2 separate regions of the Homo sapiens genome follow, and region 1 is linked to region 2. Evidence: read pairs that join two places in POLR2A ChIA-PET (ENCODE). Cell type or tissue: A673. All regions are shown on one strand. Each heading gives the region's core, and the rest is flanking DNA. Links, peaks and the distances in the headings are about the cores only.

Region 1 (8,334 bases), core at 222-8,221, 53 kb after region 2:
TAGTTAGGCATGGTGGCTCATACCTGTAATCCCAGCTACTCAGGAGGCTGAGGCAGGAGAATCACTTGAACCGGGAGGCAGAGGTTGCAGTGAGCCAAGATCATGCCATTGCACTCCACCCCGGGCAACATAAGCAAAACTCCATCACACACAAAAAAATACTATAAGCAAATACTTATAGCAGTTTTATTCATAACTGCCCCAAACTGGAAATGATCCAACTATCATTGAACTAGGAAATAGAAAAAGAAATTAATCTATCCATGTGTGAGACCAAATATATGCCACCAAAATATGACTGTAGGAGACTAGAATATGCAACCCCAAAATATGTCTTTTTGGCATGTTAAAAGAAAAACCTTAGACAAATTAAATTTAACAGAGTTTAATTGATCAAGCAACAATTCACAAATTGGGCAGCCCCCAAGCTAGAATAGTGCAGAGAGACTCGGAGCTGCCTTGTGGTCAAAGAAGATTTATGGACAGAAAAAGGAAAATGATGCACAGAAAATGGTAGTGAGGTACAGAAACAGCTGGATTAGTTACAGCTTAGCCTTTGCTTTATTTGAACAGTTGGCCACCTTTGATTGGCCAAAACTTTGTGATTGGCACGAGAGTAGGTTACAGTCTATTTACACATCCAGTTATGTTAAAGTTCACTCTGTACAGAGAAACCTTTAGGCCAAACATAAAATGTCAGGAGGCAGCTTTAGGCTAAACTTGATTTAACAGGCATGAGGATGATTTTAATGATTATTTTGAGAGACTGCAGTCACAAGAGAAGCTCTAAAGCAGAAGTTAGCTTTTTGTAAGGGAAATTTACATCTATAAAGGAAATTTTCATTTGCAAGGGTGTCTTACTCTATTCTCTGCAACAGGAAGAGAAGGATGACTAAAAATCACTGGAGGCTCTAATCAATGGAGAAGGCACTTAGACTTACATCTGCAAAACACCTTGCTCTTGTTTACACTTTTCCTGATCACCTCCCCACAACTGGCCTTCCTTCCACACTCTTCTGTCTTTCCTTTAGGGGATGATGGTATGTCAGCCTGAACCCAAAGCCATCTCTTTGAGATTTACCCATTTTTCCCTTGGTAGATGGGGAAACCATGTATATATACAAGGTATGCATGTGGATAAACTTCTATTTCTTTTTTCTCTTGTTAATCTACTTTTTGTTACAGGGGTAGCTTTCAACTAAGAACAATGAAGGGTGGGGAGAAAACTAGGTTTCCTCACTGATATGGTTTGCCTGTGTCCCCACCCAAATCCCATCTTGAATTGTAGCTCCCATAATTCCCACGTGTTGTTGGAGGGACCCAGTGGGAGATAACTGAATCATGGGGGTGGTTTCCCTGTTGTGAATAAGATCTGATGGTTTTATAAGGGGAAACTCCTTTCGCTTGGTTCTCATTCTCTCTTGTCTGCTGCCATGTAAGACTTGCCTTTTGCCTTCTGCCATGACGGTGAGGCCTCCCCAGCCACTTGGAACTGAGTCCATTAATCTTTTTCTTTATAAATTACCCAGTCTTGGGTATGTCTTTATCAGCAGCTTGAAAACAGACTAATACCCTTCCCATTTACATATGATGGAATATTGCACACCAATAAAAAGAAAAAACTATTAATAAACATAAGCAAAAATGTTGTTTAAATTCAAATGCATTGTGCTGAATGAAATAAGCCAGACCCCAAAGGTTATATGCTGTAAGAATTCATTGTGGAAAAGGCAAAGCTATGGGGTCAAAAAAGTAGTCAGTAGTTGCCAGGGTAAGGGCTGGAGGGACGGTTAACTACAAAAGGACAGCCCCAAAATTTTTGAGGATAATAAAACTGCTTTTTATCTTGAACAGTGGAGATTACTACATATTTGTCAAAACTCAAAGGCCTCTACAATATAAAGTGAACTTTACTAAATGTAAATTTAAAAGTAAATTTTTTTAAATTTAAAATGAAACACAAAGGAAGAGACAGTGCCTTTTTCTGCTTGATGATGTGCTGGATGCAATGTCTAGAATAAGGGCAGCCATTTTGTCACTGTGAGGCAGCCAGATTGAGAACAAAGCTAATACAGGCAGGTGGCCAGGCAGAAAAGATGAAAGAACCCAGGTATTCAAAGATGTTACTGAGCCACTTGTTATCCAATCCTGAGCCCACTCATCTTTGAACTTATTATGTGAAATAATGATCATTTTCTTTCTGTTTAGGTCATCTTGAATTGGGCTGTTATTTGCAGTCCAAAGTATCCTGTTCCAGAAGTTCTCAATGACTTTGTTTCAAAAATTGCTTTATCCCCATCATTAAAAAAATAGGGTTTAGGGGTCTGTTGAAGGTTTTGAATAATTTACAACTTGTGTTTAGATCCAGCTTATACAGTACCATTTCTTTCTTTCTTCTTCTTCTTCTTTTTGTTTTTTCTTTTGAGGCAGGATCTTGCTACGTTGCCCAGGCTGGACTAAAATTCCTGGGCTCAAGTGATCCTTCCACCTCAGCCTCCTGTGTAGCTTCCTCCACAAACTGGAAGAAGGTGGCCAAACGTGACCCACAAATTAATCTATTTTCTTTCTTTTTTCTTTTGAGATGGAGTCTTGCTCTGTTCCCCAGGCTGGAGTGCAATGGCACAATCTTGGCTCACTGCAACCTCTGCCTCCCGGTTTCAAGCAGTTCTCCTGCTTCAGCCTCCCAAGTAGCTGGGATTACAGGTGCGCACCACCATGCCCAGTTAAATTTTTTGTATTTTTAGTAGAGACGGGATTTCACCATGCTGGCCAGGCTGGTCTCGAACTCCTGACCTCGTGATCTGCCCGCTTTGGCCTCCCAAGCAGTTCTCCTGCCTCAGCTTCCCAAGTAGCTGGGATTACAGGTGCGCACCACCATGCCCAGCTAAATTTTTTGTATTTTTAGTAGAGACGGGATTTCACCATGCTGGCCAGGCTGGTCTTGAACTCCTGACCTCGTGATCCACCTGCTTCGGCTTCCTAAAGTGCTGGGATTACAGGCGTGAGCCACCGCGCCTGCCCAGTTAATTGATTTTCTTCACGAGTACTTTATGTGTCTTCTCATCTTTTTTCACAAGAGTCAAAGTGCATTAATTATAATTAAAAAGAATAATGGCATACATGACCTTAAATTTGAATAATTTTGAAATCAAAGAGAATTAATTTCAAATATTTATTTGGCATATACTCAATGTCAGACCCTATGAAGCAGCATCATTTGTTTGGGGTAGTACTGGAGGTTCATTGTCTCATACCAAGGAAATCAAGGACATGGACACATGTGGAGCGAGATTAAGAGCAGAGGTTTAATAGGCAAAAGAAAAAGAAAGGAGAATAGCTCTCTCCTGTGAGAAAGAAGAGCCCCCACGTGGAACTTCCAGCCTAAAGCAGAATGCACTGGATTTTATAGACAGGCGTGAGGAGGCGGAGTCTGATTTACATAGGGCCCAAAGATTGGTTAGAGCAGGTTCTTCCTTTACAAAGCACGCTGGGAAGCTGGACACCCAACCCTAGTCTTATTATGCAAATGAGCTTTCCACTTGGCCAGGCCATGTTGTCTGCTCCCTACTGCACACATGGTTGGAAAGGAAGAGGGAAGTTGGAACTGCCATTTTGAACATGCCTAGTCCCAGGTGGACTTTTCCTATTGGCACAACTGCCAGCATTCACCCGTGCAAGCTTCTAGCCTGCCTTTCTGTGTCTGCAGCTCGATTTTATAGGCTGCTCTTTGTTAGAAAAGAAAATGATTTGGGGGCTGCTTTTCATTAAAAGGAAAACCTTACGGAGGGCTTCCTTACTCTCACTCTCTGCCTAAATAATTTCTTCCTAACTCCTATATAACCTATGAGATGTAGTAATAAATCTAGCAGTGCCCCAGTTCTTACTGAGCATACAGTCAAGTAGGATAGATAGACATTGACCAGGTAATTCCAAATGTGACAAGCATTATAAACAAAAGAAGGACAGGATGTGTTGGATACATATATCAGGTGTATGAAAACCAGCTCAGATGTGCCAAGAATTCCCCTGAAAGTGACATTTAGGCCAAGATCCAAGGCAGAAGCCAGCAAGACAGGGGATAGGGGAGTGAGGCAAAAAGATGAAAGGCTATTTTGGTGCGAGTGATGCATGATGTGAGGGACCAGTCTGAAGCAAAGACAATTTAAGGCAGCCACCTTGATGCAGCTCTTTTCATTTAGGGAATATTTTTAAACTGCAGTTTTGACAAAAATGTGTTGATTTTAAAATTATTCTTTTTGCGCCGGGTGCAATAGCTCATGCCTGTAATCCCAGCACTTTGGGAGGCTGAGGCAGGTGGATAACCTGAGGTCAGGAGTTCAAGACCAGCCTGGCCAACCTCGTCTCTACCCAAAATACAAAAATTAGCTAGGCGTGGTGGTGCATGCCTGTAGTCCCAGCTACTCGAGAGGCTGAGGCAGAAGAATTGCTTGAATTGGGGAGACAGAGGTTGCAGTGAGCCAAGATTGTACCACTGCACTCCAGCCTGGGCAACAGAGCAAGACTCCATTTCAAAAAAATTCTCAATAAAATCAATCAATCAATCAATAAGTAAATGTATTCTTTTTATTACCAGTGATGCCTGCAATAGAGCTTCTTTACTCTTAACCCTGTGGTTCTCAACTAAAGGTACTTTTGCTTCTCAGGACACACTTGGCAAAGTCTGGAGATACTTTTGGTTGTCACAGCTGAAAGGGGGTTCTACTAGTATCTAATGGGTGTGGGACAGGGATGCTGCTCAGCATCCTACAATGCAGTAAAGCATTAGCAAATATATTTGCTATACTCCGGGAAGTGGAGGGGTCTTTTGAAGGTTTTGAATAATTTACAACTTGTGTTTAGATCCAGCTTATACAGTATTATATTTTAATACTGTATAAGCTGATTGCTATATTTTAGCAATCATTTTTAGCTAAAATTTCTTCTCTCCTCTTTATCCCTGCAACAGTTCCCTGCAATACTGAGTATAAATCTGATATATATTATAATTAGAAAGCCTGCAATAAGAAGTATGCATTTAAAAGCTGTATTAATGGAAAGCAAACTGCTATTATTGAGACAAATATATAGTTTTTACTGTGCAGTCCATGAAGCCAAATTCTTAAGTCCAAATTCTTAGAGTCATCACTGGACTTGACAGTTCTTTCTGGACAAGCCAGTCTAGCGATCTGTAGTCTTCTATTTGTGATCTATTGGTCTAATTCCCACCCATCCTTCACTACAGCCAGAAAAGCCACTTCATGTGGGACCTCTTCCCCAGAGAATGGGGTCAGTGATTAAAAAAATCTTGGGGAGAGAGGAAGCCTGTCTTACTGACTATATAATGACTAATGATTGCTTTATTTTTTAGCCTGTGTCAGGTGGTCCCAAATCATAATAACCTAATCAGCATCATGTGGTGCCAAACAGTAAGTAACTGATCAAAGTGGGACACAGGAGCCACCCTGAAGGAGCTCTCACTGGCCAAATCTGGAATAACTGAGCACAAAAATAGTAAGAGTAACAGAACCCATGTGTTCATTACAATATCTTGAAAATTTTAAATGGAATGGAACAGGGCAAAAAGAAACTTCTTCTTTGCATAAAAATACCAGCTAATAAATGGAGAATAAATGATTGAATTAGAAAATCACCAGTTTGCAACAGTTGATTCAGCCAAGAATTATCAATGAATATTAATATTCATTGATGCTTTGAGATGGGGGTTAGGACAGGATTTCTCAAAAATCTTTTTTTTTTTTTTTTTTTGAGACAGAGTTTTGCGCTTGTTGCCCAGGCTGGAGTATAATGGCTCCATCTCGGCTCACAGCAACCTCCGCCTCCCGGGTTCAAGCGATTCTCCTGCCTCAGCCTCCCAAGTAGCTGGGATTACAGGCATGGGCCACCATGCCTGGCTAATTTTGTATTTTTAGTAGAGACGAGGTTTCTCCATGTTGGTTAGGCTGGTCTTGAACTCCCAACCTCAGGTGATCCGCCTGCCTCAGCCTCCCAAAATGCTGGAATTACAGGCGTGAGCCACCACGCCCAGCCTTCTCAAAAATCTTAAAATCTTTGAGTGAGGCTGGGTGCGGTGGCCCATGCTGGGAATCCCAGCCCTTTTGAGGCTGGGGCAGGATGATCTCTTGAGGTCAGGAGTTTGAAACAAGTCTGGGCAACATAGCTAGACTCCTGTCTCTACAAAAAATGAAAATGATTAGCCAGGCATGGTGAGTGTGTGCCTGTAGTCCTAGCTAACTTGGGAGGCACAGGCAAGAGAATCTCTTGAGCCTAGGAGTTCAAGGATGCAGTCAGCTATGATGGTACCACAGCACTCCAGCCTGGGTGAGAGAGCAAGATCCTGTCTCAGAAAAAAAAAAAAATGCATATATATACGTATATATACGTATATATGTGTATATATTTGAGTGAAAAGATTTTGATTTTGGGAAATCAGATATTCAAAATATCACACAAAATATCTTTGCAATGAAGAAATATGACAAACCTCACCAACTTTGACCTCAGCAATGATGGAACAAACACATCGTGGACTTCCTGATGTAATAAACTAAGGACACAAAATGGCCATCATAGCTGCTGTATAATAAAGAATTTGTCTGGTGTTTATCCATGATTTTTGCTATGGAGCTTTTATAACCCTTGGTTATACATTTATTAAATGTATCACCTCTGAGTTTATGCAAAAGAAGTAACTCAGTGTGGGTCCCCAGATGGCTTCAGGATGGGGACTAGTTATCTGTAAGACCAACCACATGATTAGAGGATTGGGACTTTCAGCCAGCACATCCTCTGGGAAGGGGGAGGGGGCTGGAGACTGAGTTCATTCTGGTGGACAATTGAAGGCAGTCTTCTTGGGAACTATGTCCTTTGCTTGTGGGATCTACGCTAACTCCAGGTGGTTAGTACCAGAATTGAATTGCTGTACACCATTGAATGTCAAGATAATAGCCTTTTTACCAATAATACTTAACTTGGATCCAAACACAAAACAATCAGACAAAAACAAATAAGGAATATTCTGCAAAATAACCCGCCTAGGCTCTTCAGAAGTGGCAATGTCAAGAAAGACACACACACACACATGCACAAACACACATACACATACATGTGAACACACACACACAAATACAAAGACTGGGGAAATGTTCTAGATTCAAGGATACTAAGGAAACATAACAACTAAGTGAGATGTGATCTTTAGATCCTGAACTGTAAAAACAAACAAAAACAAGAGCTTGAGGGCTTTGAAGAAGAATGTCCTTGTTTTTAGGAGATACATGAGAAGGATTTAACAGTAACTTGTCATCATGATGCCTGCAACTTAATCTCAAACGCTTCAGCAAAAACAAACTAGGACACAGTGAGAGAGGGAGAGATGGAGAGAGAGGGAGACAGAGAAATGGAGGAGAATGCTAACAAATGGCAATCTAGGTGAATGGTTGGTCACTGTCTGTTCTTTCAAAATTTTTAAAAATAAAAAGTTGGCCAGGCGCAGTGACTCACACCTGTAATCCCAGCACTTTGGGAGGCCAAGGCGGGTGAATCATTTGTGGTCAGGAGTTCAAGACCAGTCTGGCCAACATGGTGAAACCCTGTTTCTACTAAGAATACAAAAATTAGCCAGGGTGGGCGCCTGTAATCCCAGCTACTCGGGAGGCTGAGGCAGGAGAATCGCTTGAGCCTGGGAGGCAGAGGTTGCTGTGAGCCAAGATAGTGCCAATGCACTGCAGTCTGGGTGACAGGGTGAGACCCTGTTGCAAAAAGAAAAAACAACAACAACAAAAAAAATAAAATAAAAAGTTGGGGGAAAATTACTTCATTGAGTGGCCTACCTCAACATGTCCCCTGCATCAAAAGGCTACCTTGAGCACAATGTTGGGAATGTACTTAACACCGCTGAAATGTTCACTTAGAAATGGCTGAAATGGTAATTTTTATGTTATTATTATTTGAGACAGGCTGTCACTCTGTTGCCCAGAATGGAGTGCAGTAGCCCAGTCACAGCTCACTGCAGCCTCGACCTCCTAGGCTCAAGCAATCCTCCCACTTCAGCCTCCCGGGTAGTTGGGATTACAGATGCATGCCACTATAGCCAGCTAATTTTTTCAATTTTTTTGCAGAAACAAGGGGTCACTATATGGCCCAGGCTGGTCTCATGGGCTCAAGAGATCCTCCTGCCTCAGCCTCCTAAAGTGCTGGGTTTACAGGCATGAGTCTCCATGCTCTACCAAATTTTATGTTTATTTGATCACAGTTTTTTTTAAGGCTGTGTCAAAATGTCTGCATTCAATCTTATTCTCTCCCCACAGGAGGAGC
Region 2 (8,334 bases), core at 92-8,091:
CATAAGAAGTCAAGAAAATGTCTAGACTGTCTACCGATCGCTATTCTACCACTACCTTGCCCATCGTGGTTTGTTAGGTTGGGATTAACCCACTTTCAGCAAGAAGATGTCCTAAATGGATCAACAGAATCACTTTCTTCTCATCAGAGTGATTAGTTTAGGTAATCTCAAATTTAGACTAATCAACCTCTAACATGACTTTAGCCACTAGGATTGATTCGGGGGTCAGCCAATCAGACCAAAGATGTGGCTTATGCTGGGGATTCTGACATGCAGACGTTCTCCCTCACTCTCAATAACGTGAAAGACTGAACATGCTGCAGTCATTTATAAGTAAATTCTGGTAAGACACTGATGGGGAAACAGAGCAGAGCTAGGATCGGACGGACCCCCTGGAAGTCCCACAAAATTCATATAGCTAATTCTTGAAGGGTTTGTTTGATTTGGATAGACTAGAGGAGAAGGAAGAATACTAACAGTAGATAATAACAGGAATCTGGAGGGAATGTGCAGTATCTTAACAATGGCACTTTGAAATTCTTCTTCTTCTTCTTACTATTATTATTATTATTATTATTATTATTATTTTGAGACCAAGTCCCACTCTGTCGCCCAGGCTGGAATATCTCAGCTCACTGCAACCTCTATCTCCTGGGTTCAAGCCTTTCTCCTGCCTCAGCCTCCTGAGCAGCTGGGATTACAGGCATCCACCACCACGCCCGGTTAATCCTTGTCCTTTTAGTAGAGATGGGGTCTCACCATGTTGGCCAGGCTGGTCTCGAGCTCCTGACTTCAGGTGATCCACTCACCTCGGCCTCCCAAAGTGCTGGGATTACAGGCATGAGCCACTGCACCCGGTCTGAATCTTTCCTTTGCTTGGCTAAAGCAGATAATTTGTATTCATCCAATATAAAACATTGGCATAATAATAATACTGATTCTGTGGTGGAGTTGGCTATGCAGGGATGGGTTTGGGATAGAGATATGACATATTCCATTTCTCAAAGAGCTTATATCTTGGCAGAGGGACCAAAAGGTAAACGACCAACAGTAGGGGAGAGATGTAGCCCTCGTTCACCTCAGATCTGCAGACGGGAAGAAAAATTTAAAGAATAGAGTGTCTTTTGAATGTCTGCCTGGGAGGAATTATCATCCACATTGGATAGATAAAGAGATTAAAGTATGTGAGCAAAAATGTCACATACCAAGCTAGACAATTATTATTACTGATAAGCCAGAAAGATAATGCTTTGCCTTTCTTGTACATATTCCTTTACTGAATGGACTATAAAAAGCACCAATTAATCTTCTCAGACTCTAGTCTTTGTTTGCTCTCTAAGCCTGCCCCACTCGATAGGAACTAGAGGCTGCTTTTCTAGGACCATCAACCAGGAACTAGGGTGGGTGGACAGCTTGAGGGGGGCCAGGAGGAGCTACACTGCCCTAACTCCTCCACTCCTCTGAGCGAAAAACAGTGTTCATACGTCATATTATATAAGATTTCAAAAACAACTAGCAGGCAGTACAATCTGCAGTTGAATCCAGGTCCATCTGGCTTTAAAACCTGGCTCAAGACTCCCACTTTTTAAAATGTGGTCTGTGCAACCTATAGAATGGGAGAAAAAATTTGCAAACTACTCGTCTGACAGGGGATTAATAGCCAGAATATATAAGGAACTTAAAAATCTCAACACAAAAGAAAAACAACCAAGTAATCCAATTAAAAAATGGATGAATGATCTGAACAGACACTTCTCAAAAGAAGATATACAAATGGTCAACAAATATATTTTTTAATGCTCAACATCATTAATCATCAGGGAAATGCAAATCAAAACCATAATAAGGTATGATCTCTCTCTAGTTAGGACGGCTATTACCAAAAAGACAAAAAATAATAATATGTACAATTATTATTTGACAATTTAAAAAATATAATAACAGCTGAGCGTGGTGGTTCACACCTGTAATCCCAGCACTTTGGGAGGCCAAGGCAGGCAGATCATGAGGTCAGGAGTTCGAGACTAGCCTGGCCAGCATGGTGAAACCCCGTCTCTACTACAAATACAAAAAATTAGCTGGGCGTGGTAGCACACGCCTGTAGTCCCAGCTACGCTGGAGGCTGAGGCAGGATAATGGCTTGAACCCAGCAGGCGGAAGTTGCAGTGAGCTAAGATTGCGCCACTGCACTCCAGTCTGGGCAAGGAAGCTAGACTCCATCTCAAACAACAATAACAACAACAACAACAATAAAAAATAATTTTTTTAAAAAAAGTGTGGTCTGTGAATTGGCAGCATCAGCATCAACTGGGAGCATGGCTGGCGACATAATCTGTGTGGCCTGATGCAAAATAAAAATATGGGCACCTGTTCAAAAAGCAGGGGAAAGTGCCACTACATTTGCAAACATGTTAAGCTTCTCTCTTTCTTCCACAGTCTCTCAACTTGTCATGGTGTTTTATATTTGCCATTTAATGTCATTCTTTTTTTTTTTTAAGACTGGGTTTCGCTCGTGTTGCCCAGGCTGGAGTGCAGTGGTGCAATCTTGGCTCACTGCAGCCTCTGCTTCTTGGGTTCAAACAATTTTCCCACCTCAGCCTCCCGAATAGCTGGGATTACAGGGGTGTGCCACCATGCCCCGCAAAAGTTTGCATGTTTAGTAGAGACGGGGTTTCGCCACGTTGGTCAGGCTGGTCGCGAACTTCTGACCTCCGGTGACTCACCCACCTCAGCCTCCCAAAGCGTTAGGATTACAGGCGTGAGCTACCGTGCCCGGCCCATTTAATGTCATTCTAACTAAAAAAACATTTTTAATGACTAACATGGATTTACCGTTCATCGTTTTTATCAAGCAATGCCAGTTTTAAATGCAAATATCTAAGCATTTAATTCCTAAGGTGGAATCATTGAAATAACATAACTTGTATTTTGTAACTTGTACACACAGGTGTATTTTGTTCTTACCAGAACAGTGGAAACACTAAATAAAGGCACTCAACTGTTTTTGTTTTACTTCTTAACAAGCACACATTCTACTCACAGTACCTTCCACTTCCTGAAGGATAGGGAAGGACTGAAAGGAAAAAGAACTTTCCCTTCTCTTCTATGTCATCATTTTAGCATCCGTGGTTGGCTAATATAGGGAAGTAACCCAGGAGGGATATGACAGGGTTTCTTGGTCATTCATATTTCTTAGAACATCACTGCCTTCCTTCTGTGTTCATAGCAAGTTCTGGTACCAATGGCAAGCATGGCCTCTCCAGGCTGTCAGTGACTCAAACCTTACCAAGTCACAGCCTTAACACACCGCTTAGGACTTGCTGAACTCCCACCAAAATTTTGTACTCATGGGACATCTCAAGTACTATATGCAAATGGAACGCAAAAGACTGTGGCCACGCATATTCCTACTGCACTGCGTGGATCTCTTCTAGTCTCCGGCTGGCTGGATTGCCCCATCAGACTTACAAAATACAAGTTCAAATTTAAAAATCATTTAAAATTTTAAGGCGAAAATAGTGTGTTAAAACCAAGTTCAGAGCCTGCATAGGTTGCAGCTTAGGAGCTGGCTTTGCTTAGGAGCTTGATAAAAATGCAGGTTCTCAGTGCCGCCCACCCTCAGCCCCACCCCCACCCCCACCCCCAGACCTGTTGAATCAGAATTTGCATCTTAAGATTCCCAGGTCGGTTGTTTTTGGGGCTGTTGAAGTTCAGGAAGCTCTGGTCTGGTCTAGACCACTGAAGATTCTATCTCCCAGGCTAGACGCTGACTTTAACCCCTGGGAGGCAAGGGACAACTTTCTCTGATCTGCCCCACACTCTCTCTTCCCTCCTCTGGGTCCTACCTGCAGCTCCCCAGGATGTTATCAACTGGGTTGCAGGCTGGCTTTTCTAACAACAGATTTATGAGGCTCTGTTCAAATCTCAGGTTTCATCTGCCTTCCAACCATCCAAGCCCTTGGTATAATCATGAATCCCTGTGGCAAGGAAGAGACCACAAAGAGCATCTAATAGGAGCCTTCCTTTTAAAGACCCATTTTAAGGATATGGGCCAGAGGCCGAGCCCCAAAAAGATGAAAGTCTTGTTAATTTACATGTCAATGTGTAGCTGAGATGCCTTTATTATTGAGAATTCTAAAGTGAGAATCTTGTTCCCCCTCCCCCCGTTTGTTATTTAATTCCACTTATTTCCCTACTTTTGCTAGCTTTAAAATTACCCAGAGTGGATGAGGATGCAGTGTAACCTTTTTTCTGTCTCTCTTTGAGACTTTTTATGATGAAATGTTAGAAACATATTAATAATATGTCCCCCAAAATCTTTAAAAGAAGATCAAAGGAGGAGAAAATAGAGTTGAAAATTTAATTCACTTTGGCATTCAAGGGGTGTCTAAGAATAGGCCGGGCACGGTGGCTCACACCTGGCCTTTGGCAGGCAGATTGCTTGCAGCCAGGAGCTCAAGACCAGCAGACCAGCTTGGGCAACATAGTGAGACCCTGTCTCTACAAAAAATACAAAAATTAGCTGGATGTGGTGGCACACACCTGTAGTCTCAGCTACTCAGGAGGCTGAGGTGGGAGGATCACTTAAGCCTGGGAGGTTAAGGCTGCAGTGAGCCATGATGGTGTCACTGTGTCAGAAGTGTGTGAACCAGAGCAACTCCATCTTGAATAGGAGCTAGGTAAAATGAGACTGAGATCTAGTGGGCTGCATTCCCAGAGAGTTAAAGCATTCTATTTCACAGGATGAGATAGGAGGTTGGCACAAGATACAGGTCATAAAGACCTTGCTGATAAAACAGGTTGCAGTAAAGAAGCTGGCTAAATTCCACCAAAACCAAGACAGTCACTAGAATGACCTCTGGCTGTCCTCACTGCTACACTCCCACCAGCATCCTGACAGTTTACAAATGCCATGGCAACGTCAGGAAGTTACCCTATATGATCTAAAAAGGGAGGCAAGAATAATCCACCCCTTGTTTAGCCTATCGTCAGGAAATAACTGTAAAAATGGGTAACCAGCAGTCTTCTGGGCTTCTATGTCTATGGAATAGCCATTCTTTTTCTTTTTTTTTTTCTTTTTCTTTTTTTTTTTTTTTGAGATGGAGTCTCGCTCTGTCACCCAGGCTGGAGTGCAGTGGCGCAATCTCAGCTCACTGCAACCTCCACCTCCCGGGTTCAAGGGATTCTCCTGCCTCAGCCTCCCAAGTAGCTGGGATTACAGGCACGTGCCACCACGCCTGGCTAATTTTTGAATTTTTAGTACAGATGGGGTTTTACCATATTGACCAGGCTGGTCTCGAACTCCTGACCTCGTGATCCGCTGCCTCAGCCTCCCAAAGTGCTGGGATTACAGGCATGAGCCACTGCGCCCGGCCGGAGTAGGCATTCTTTTATTCCTTTACTTTCCTCATAAACTTGCTTTCACTTTATCGACTCACCCTGAGTTCTGTCTTGAGCGAGATCCAAGAACCCTCTATTGGGGTCTGGATCGGGACCCCTTTCCTGTAACAACCACACTCCAGCCTGGGTGATAGAGTGCGACCCTCTGAAAAAAAAAAAAAAAAAAAAAAAAAGAAGAAGAAGAAGTAGTTTTCAAGAAGAGTAAGTTAAGAAAGAAATTCAGTCAAAATTAGTGTTAAATAAAATGTACAGGAGGCCACTGGTTTGAAATGAGCTCCTGCACTAGTCCCAACAGATCAAACCAAAATAGAGTCACTCATGCTAATGTTCCATACCACCAAGCCAAAACTAAGTTGCTTACCTGAACTTCCAATAAATAGGAGAGAGAGAGAGAGAGATAACAGCCAAATCCCCAAACAGGCCAGTCTCAATGAGCATGATGAGGAAATCCCCTCTGCCTTGATCTTTATAATGAAGGTAACTTTGAAACGACTAATCCACCGGTTCTCTGTTTCTGCTTTCCTCAGCTCCTTTCTGTTTGTAAAACCAACCTCCTCTTCCCAGCTCATCACAACATTCTACTTTATAGAATGAGGCAGATTCTGAATTGCCTGATTCTAGAATCACAAATAAAAGCCAATTAAGATCTTTAAACTAAACTTGTTGTAATTTTGTTTGATGACATTAGGAACTTTCACCTTCTTGTTTCTCTCTCAGCCTGAGGCCTGAAATAGAATCACCCCTCAGCTAAAATGGAATTGCCCCTCAGCATGTGAGCAAACTTTTACTGCACCGCTAAGCTGCAAGCCAATAGAGAATTTTCTTGCACAATAGTGGCTCCCCTCCTTCTGTGAGGGAGAGCATTTAAAAAAGCAAGAGAAAAGAAAGGAAAAAGAGAAGGAAAGAGAAGCAAAGAAAAGAGAACGTTTTCAAAAGATGCGTGCTGCCCTTTTGATGAGGATGGCCTCCTTTTCCTCTTGACTGCCAGCCCCACCAGAAAACATTCTCCCAAATGGTCAAGACTGTCGGAAGCCAATGTTGACTGCAGCTGCTTGTAATTTGTTAGTAACTTTCTGGCATAGAGACATCTCAATTTCAAGACCAAGCTTTTATGTTCCCTGACCAGGACTAGAAATGGCAGACAGAAAAGAAAATGAGGGGGTAGGGATGAGGGAGTAGCACAGAGGCCATGGGGGGCATGAACTGACCCACAAAGAGGGTGGGGGGCAGGACTTGGACCTCCTGAAGGTCTTGGGCTTTTCAGCAGTGCTACTCCTCCCTCATTTCTCCTCCACCCCCAATCAAGGCAGGAGAAACAAAGAAACAGCTTAGCAATGAGCTCCTTGGGGTTGAGGTTTTACTGCATAGCTGTGTGCTGTGAAGAATTTTCTTATAAATTGCCCTGTTTGCACAATGACGGCATTCTTTTTTGGATCACCAACTCAGGACATTTGGTAGCATGAGTGACAGAAACATTTTAAATTCATGGGAAATACAAAACCCCCTTTGTGGGCATTGGTTTCAGTCGCTGCCTCAGGTAACAAGAGTTGAGCTAAGTTTTCCTTCTTTTCCCTTCCTTATCCATTGATTCTCTGGCCAAGGTGCTATCGAGTAGCCCGGTGACCCACAGGCCAAGGGAGGGAGGAGGAGATGAAAAGCAAGTTAATTCACCAGATGGAGAGTGGGACCATTTCAGCAGAAGGCAGCTGCATTTCCAAAGCCAGATCAAAATCAAGTTCGAAAAGCTAAGTCCTGCTTAAAGAGCTGAAGGCATAGAGATAGGACAAGGTCTGAGCTGGAACAGGAGATGAGGAACTCTCCTGTCCTCACCTCCATTTCTCCAGGGCCTGGATCTAGCAGGATCTAAGCTGTAAATCCCCCCACTGTCTGTGGTCAGGGGTTTCGCAACTGTGTTGGCTTAAACTTTGTTTCTGCCCTTAGACAAGTTACTTAACTTCTCTGATGCTCACTATCTTCATCTATAAAATAGAGACAATACTATCATCTATCTCATTGGCTTTCTGGGAGGAATCAGTGAAGAAATACATGCAATGGCCTGATAGCCAGGGCACATAGAGCTTAATAAGAATTGGCAGTAATGGGAGTAATTGTTGTTTCAAAGAGGAAGCTATTGCCAAGTCCAGCCTCACATATTTTCAAAGAAGACGTGGAAGGTTGTCCATGAGTTGACAAAGCCCAGATTGTCTCATTTCCCTCAGAGCCCAAAGGTCTGGCAGGCAAGCCACAGCCCTGGGTCATGAGTGAGTGGATCCACACCATCGTCCTTCATGAGAAACACCTTCCCTTCCTTCTTGCTTGGTTTCCCTCTCCTTCTTCTGCCCATCTCCATCTTTTTTTCTCTCTCTTTCATGAGAGAAACACCTTCCCTTCATGAGAAACACCTTCCCTTCCTTCTTGCTTGGTTTCCCTCTCCTTCTTCTGCCCATCTCCATCTTTTTTTCTCTCTCTTTCCTTCCCCAAAGACCCCATCAGCTCCACTTTTTCCCTACACAGCAACCTAGGAAAGTCATCTCATAGTGCTGAGCCCCACTTGCCTCTCAAGGCAGTGAGGACAATGGAGCAGATGCTCTATAAGTCCCTTTGGAAGCCAACATTCCACACTCATCCATTCCTTTCCTTTCTCCCTTTTCTTTTCCTTGCCACTTTCACACTCATACTCCTGGGAGAAAATTCCACCTGGTTAAGCTTGGGTCACATGCCTGCCACTACAGGTATGGCAATGTTAGAGAAAGGCTCTGGGGCAGGAATCCCCCAGGAACCTTGGGCTTCTTTAGGAGAAGAGGAGGACCTGGTTTTATAATCCCCCATGACTGCATGATTTGTGGAAGAGGGAGTGGTAATTCCCCCAGAAGAAATCAGAAAGGAAGAATAGGCATTAGGTTTAGGGTAGAGCAAAGGAAAGAACTACAACAG

What was found. Peaks named below come from ENCODE experiments on the same cell type or tissue, not always from the same donor. Only the 100,000 strongest peaks of a DNase experiment are listed, where the experiment ranks them.
Region 1: POLR2A ChIA-PET joins it to region 2 with 11 read pairs; 6 of 35 experiments call an interaction of 5 or more read pairs at or near these places.

The regions. Positions count from the first base shown.
Region 1 is chr9:76,537,653-76,545,986 of GRCh38, reverse strand. No RefSeq gene overlaps it. Among named protein-coding and RNA genes, the nearest start is that of GCNT1, 83 kb to the right of the region's middle. In A673, for the core only: no CTCF peak of the experiment used is centred there; a DNase peak (open chromatin) is centred at 3,436.
Region 2 is chr9:76,590,701-76,599,034 of GRCh38, reverse strand. It overlaps LOC105376095 (a long non-coding RNA gene), which reads right to left and starts at 6,127. Exons shown (of 12, transcript XR_007061586.1): 1 at 5,762-6,127. In A673, for the core only: no CTCF peak of the experiment used is centred there; no DNase peak of the experiment used is centred there; H3K27me3 peaks cover 694 bases.